Regions from separate parts of the Mus musculus genome. Here region 2 is linked to region 1. A link is a loop called in an ENCODE intact Hi-C map of the cell type or tissue named here. Cell type or tissue: gastrocnemius. All regions are shown on one strand. Each heading gives the region's core, and the rest is flanking DNA. Links, peaks and the distances in the headings are about the cores only.

The links. Peaks named below come from ENCODE experiments on the same cell type or tissue, not always from the same donor. Only the 100,000 strongest peaks of a DNase experiment are listed, where the experiment ranks them.
Region 2: a loop joins it to region 1, with 4 times the contacts of the local background. A loop is called at or near these places in 4 of 42 quality-filtered maps.

The regions. Positions count from the first base shown.
Region 1 is chr11:119,719,449-119,722,264 of GRCm38, forward strand. All of the region lies in intron 3 of Rptor (regulatory associated protein of MTOR, complex 1), which reads left to right. Among named protein-coding and RNA genes, the nearest start is that of Rptoros, 110 kb to the right of the region's middle. In gastrocnemius, for the core only: no CTCF peak of the experiment used is centred there; no DNase peak of the experiment used is centred there; H3K27ac peaks cover 1,956 bases.
Region 2 is chr11:119,665,558-119,668,373 of GRCm38, forward strand. All of the region lies in intron 2 of Rptor (regulatory associated protein of MTOR, complex 1), which reads left to right. Among named protein-coding and RNA genes, the nearest start is that of Rptor, 64 kb to the left of the region's middle. In gastrocnemius, for the core only: no CTCF peak of the experiment used is centred there; no DNase peak of the experiment used is centred there; H3K4me3 peaks cover 534 bases; H3K27ac peaks cover 2,065 bases.

The DNA.
Region 1 (2,816 bases), core at 168-2,667:
TCAGGCTGATTGGCAGAGTGGTATCAGCTGAGACAGACATGTGTGCTAAGGCAAGACCCGTGGAGGACACGTGATATTTGAAGGGAATATAAAAAGGACTTGATGGGCAGTGATGGAGGCTGGGCTTAGACTTGCTTATAGAGCTAGCTGTGCAATGATTTTTGGTCTTGAGTCGTCACTGATCTTCAATTTGCTGAGAGAGACACAGCTGAGAACTTTTCCTAGCGTCCCTCCGGGTTCCTCCTGCTGACTTATGTCAAGGCTGAGGCTTGGCTGTCTCTGCTAGGTCATGCCACAGCTGCTGATTCGTGTTTGCTATCCCGACCCTACTAAACTGGATTGTTGAAGTGTTAGCGAGTGGATCTAGCTGTAGCTGCTGATCTGTTTCTGACAACACAGATGGGATTTGCTCAAAAGAACCTTTCTAAACAGGTCCATTTTTCCTGTATCCTTTCTTTTCCACTACCTCTGGTGGGTGGTGGGCTAGAAGCGAGATGAAAGCATTAAAAAACCCTTATTAAAATTAAGGATTGAAAAAACATTAAAGTTTCAGACATGTACTGCCACACCTGTTTCACAGCTGCATTTGTGGGGTTGAGCAGGATCCCGGTGTTGAGAATACTTAGTCTGAGTCCTGAGCAGCATCTCTCAAGACACAGAGAAACTTCTGAGATTGGAGGCTGTGCATGCCAAACACCCACCGGCTCTGCCATTATTCTCCAGCCCCTTCCTGGGATGTCATGTGCAGGCTTGCTGCCAGGCACCGTAAAGGCCTGATGGACACTGCAGTGCACAGTACCCAACTGCCATTCCCATAGTGCTTTGCAGGGTTGTGCTGACATTCACTTGTGTCACCATGATGTCAGATGGCATTTTATCATTTTGATTTGCTCTTTACTAATTGTTATAATTAATGTCACTAACAATCTGGTGTCACTCAACAAGCTAGCTGCTATTAGCATGTCATCTAGATCTAGAGAGGACAAGGACGCACCCTGTACTGAAGGGCATACACAAAGTTGTAAGCAGTGATGGCCCCTTATAGTCTGTAGTTTCATTTAGACATCTGTACACAAGTGGATAGCGAGCAGTGTGACGTTCCCCTGCCATCACCCCTCTGCACAGAGGCTCAGGAAAGGGCCAGGCCTCAGGCAGGCTATTCCAAACACACACAAGAGATGTGGCTGAAGGTCACTCAGGCAGTGATACCCACCTGCCTAGGCCTACATCAGCATCCTTGCCCCCATACTGTGTTTCTCTTCCCACAGACACTTCCTCTCCATGACTTTAATGTGCTTTGCTCACGGGTGCAGGGGACTTAGGGAACCTGGAGGACCTTCTAAGTCTAAAGCCTTCATGCACTGGCACGGACTACCATGGGCTAGCAGCCAGACTTGTCAGTTTGTTTATTTCTCTTTTTAGCAGCGGATTAAGTCAGTTTATTAAAATAGCTAACTTAGTCATCAGCAATAGTGATTTTAGCCTCCATTGTGGCTCTGTACTGAACAAAGTGGTCTGCTTAACATTCTTGGAAGGACTGCACAAGTCGGGGTGGTGCTAACAGATTCTCCTCTGGGAAACTTGAAGGTACTTTTCCTGCAGTGATTCTCATCCTCGGCTTGCAGAGCGGCCCTGTCCCTTTCAGGTGCTTTTTCTTTGTGCCTCCGTTCAAGTCCACACACTCCTCCAGTGACTTCACATTATGGCTGCAGAAGAAAGTCACATTTGGTTCCACAAACATCTTTCCACTGTCTTTAAAGGCGCGGCTGCAACTTGTTGCTTGGATGGAGCAGATTAAGCAGAGTTCCACAGTGCCTACAACTATAGCCCAGAAGGTCATTTATTTCTTAATTTGTGGTCCTCACATATGTCGATAGAAGAGGCCAAAAATGGGTATCAGTGTGCGTGTATGTGGGGGAGTGGGGTTTACTCCATTTTCTGCTGTTTCTCCTTCACATGTAACCTTTTCTTGTCAAAGGCTAAGTGACCTTTGGCCCTGCTTTCTGTGCTGACCTCCTGTCCTCTAGTCTCTGAACAGTTTGAGTGGATGCTGGCTGACCCTGGCTCACAGACAGGTCCTGGTCCACAAAGGCCTGGGATACATTTGTGATTCCCTTGACTGTTTATATTCTAGACACTTGCTGTATCTTCCTCAAGTAATATTAAGGCACACTTTTTATTTTGTTTGTATATTTTCATATTTATTTTGAAATAGGATCTTGTAGTATAGCACAGGCTGACCTTGAACTTGAAGTTCCTTATGTTACCTAAGCTTCTTGAGTGCTAGGATCAAGGAGTGAACCAGAATGCACAACTTATATCATTATATTCATATATGTGTTCTGATCAGATCTCCCTGCCACCATTCCTTCCCTCTAATTCTCTCCCCGTAACCACCCTCCCCCAACCCCCTCCCCCCAATACCTACTGAGTCCAGTTGCTGTAACTTATATGTGCATCGGTTTGGGACCATTTCCTGGAGAGTGGGTATCCTCTCCTAGCAGCCATCAGTTGCTCATAGCCCTCTCAGATAGGGGAGGGGCTTACTGATCTCCTCCCCGTTCACGGTGGGACTTTGGCTGGCCTGATCTCACAGGTCTTGTACTACAAGTCCCAACCCCTGTGAGCTTACACACGCATCTTCATTGTCGCGACTAGCCCATACAATTTGCTTCAGATATCAATCATTTCTTCCTTTTAATACTTTATCCTCAATGGCCCTGAGCCCTGAGTGGATGGCTGTGGTGTAGATGACCTATCTGGGGCTGAGCACGCCACAGTCTTACTCTCTGACTGAGTCTGGGTCTCTGCTGTTG
Region 2 (2,816 bases), core at 180-2,679, 54 kb before region 1:
TAGGCACATGCCTTCTGCATGACGTTAAGTGTGCAACTCAGAGGGTTTATGCTGAAGATCTAAGATAAGAAAAACATATAGGGGCTGGAGAGATGGCTCAGTGGTTAAGAGCACTGATTGCTCTTCCGTAGGTCCTGAGTTCGAATCCTAGCAACCACATGGTGGCTCACTGCCACCCGTATGTAATGATATCTGACACCCTCTTCTGGTGTGTCTGAAAACAGCTACAGTGTACTTACATATAATAAATCTTTGGGCCAGAGCAAGCAGGGTTGGAGCGAGTGGGGCTGGAGCATGCAGAGGTCCTGAACTCAATTCCCAGAAACCACATGATGGCTCACAACTATGTGTACATCTACAGTGTACTCATATACATAAAAATAAGTCCTTTTTTTTTTTTTTTTAAAGAAAAACATATAAAAGCCAGAAGTTTTACAGTGATGCCAGCTACTTTTCCACCTCTGGTGCCCACCTGCATCACTGCCATCCCAGTTCACTGACACTGGTGGATCACCCAGTAAATCTCTGCTGATGATGTCAGACGATCCTTTCTGTTCTCTTCCTTTCATGGCTCTTCTCCCACTCATTGGCATATTTTTTGGGAGGAAATAAAATTAATTGACCGCAGGGATTTCTAGGAGATCAGAAGTGACAGCCATAGCCTGTTATATGACTGCTTTTTCTGGGAGATGCAGCACGCACATGTGCACACACACACACACACACACACACACACACACAGAGGAGGAGGAGGAGGGGGGGGATGGGGAGAGGGGGGAGAGGAGAGAGGGAGGGGGAGAGAAAACACGAGAACAGCCCTATTCATTCCTGATAGGGAGTCCCATGATAGACCGAAGTATGGAAACCACTAAAATCCAACTGGGTGAGTTAGTGAGTTTTACTGGAATTACTTACAGCAGGAGTATGGGTGAGTTGCTTACAGGCACAGAACTGACTCAGAACTGAGAGTGTCCTTTCCAGGTAGCTCAGCCGCTTGACTTGTCTCAGTCCCCTCCCCCTGCACCCACCTCTCATATGTGTAGCCCTGACTGTCCTAGAACTCATTCTGTACAGCAGGCTGGCCTGCTCCTGCCTCTTGAGTGCTGGGATTAAAGGCTTGCACTACCATGCCCAGCTGTCTGTTTTCTTAACAGCTCCTCTGAGAGTGACTCTCCCTTTACCATTTACTCTGGGGGGAAGAAAAGGCCTAGTGAAGCTGGTCAATTCCAGGGACTCTGAAGCTATTTTGAGTTGTTTACTTTCTGTCGTAAGAATCTTCCCTGGGATATGCAGTGTTTCCCTGTCATGGAAACAGCTACACAACAGACTCACTCAGTCGGTCCCTTCCTATGGCTCAGTGGGTGCCCTGATTGAGGCCAGTGGTGGGAGGTGAGCAGCTGATAGGCTCTCTCTGCTGCAGAGCCCCAGTGGAGCAGTTTTCAACTTGTCAAGATGTGTCAAGACCCCTCTGGGGGGGGGGGGGTCACAGATCCATATTTACATTACAATTCCTAACACTAGTAAAAGTTCAGTTATAAAAAGTAGCAACAAAATTTTATGGTTGGGGGTCACCACAACATGTATTAAGGGGTTGAAGATTAGGCAGGTTTAGAAGCACCTCTGTCTCTGCTGTGTACTGTGTGGTATATGGGGGTGGGTGGGTGGGACAACTGTAGCCTTAGTGGGGAAGAAGTGGAGGGGGGGGTCAGAAGTTCAAGTGAGCAGGGTAGTGTCGGGCCTTCCTTAGAACTGACACCTTCAGACTCCTGCCCTCACTGCACTGATAAAGAGAGGCCAGACAGACTTAGCTTTCTGTAGAGAAAACTGCTTCCCTGTTCTCCATCACAGGTTCCCACCGTCATGGTTGCTGCACAGTGAGGGATGTGGGCGATGCTTCCTAATGTGCTTCCTACTGAGTCTGTGCTTTCCCGTGCTCACCACAGACAGTATAACCTGATGTTTGAAAGGTTCCTCCTTGTTACTGCATAGGTGGCGTCTGATTGTAACCTTCGGGGCTGTGGCTATAGCTGGGATGGTGGAGTTCAGTGCACCAGGTCCTGGATTTGATTTCCAGCACCGAATGGACTGGATTTGGTGACACGGGTCGAATCCCAGGAGAGCCAGAGATTCACGGTTGTTACCAGCTACCTGACGGGTTTTAGGACACGTGAGGTACATGAGACCCCATCTCTTAAAAGTGTTTTTGATATTTAGTAATATAGCCTCTGCCTCTTGCCAGCCTGTGGTCTAGTTAGTCATGGTCTATGGATGGGGGTCCTCAGGATTGTTTTCAGATCCTAGGACTGTCTTCCCACTGAGAAAAGAGAAATGAAGACTGATGTCATATCTTGTGTTGGTCAAAACAGATTTCCCATAGGCCCCTCACACATTTTCACTCAGCCGCATGGTGCCAGGTCCTTCTGAGCTTGAATTGGAGCGTCCAGAACTCCAGCACCTGTGCTTGAGAACGCGTCTGAGATGTGGACACACTGGCTCATAAAGTTCCCTTCCAGATAGAGAATCTGTCACAAAGTCTTGTGATTAATCTTATTAAAAAATTCAAAGTAACACTTATACAGAGAGTCAAATATTGCTAAAAGCCCTGTTAAGGAAAAGCTGCTTCGTCCTTGGCAGAGGAGACTCCTCCTTTCACATAATTATTCTAGGATCCATGTGTTGGGGAGCTGAGGTTACACACAGTGGCACTGGCAGCAAGTCTACCAGGGGGCGGATCTGCGGATGAGAACTCACCCTGGAGTGTAGGGCCTGGGATCTTGTCTGAGGCAAATGCTGGACCACGCACACTGCTCACCAGG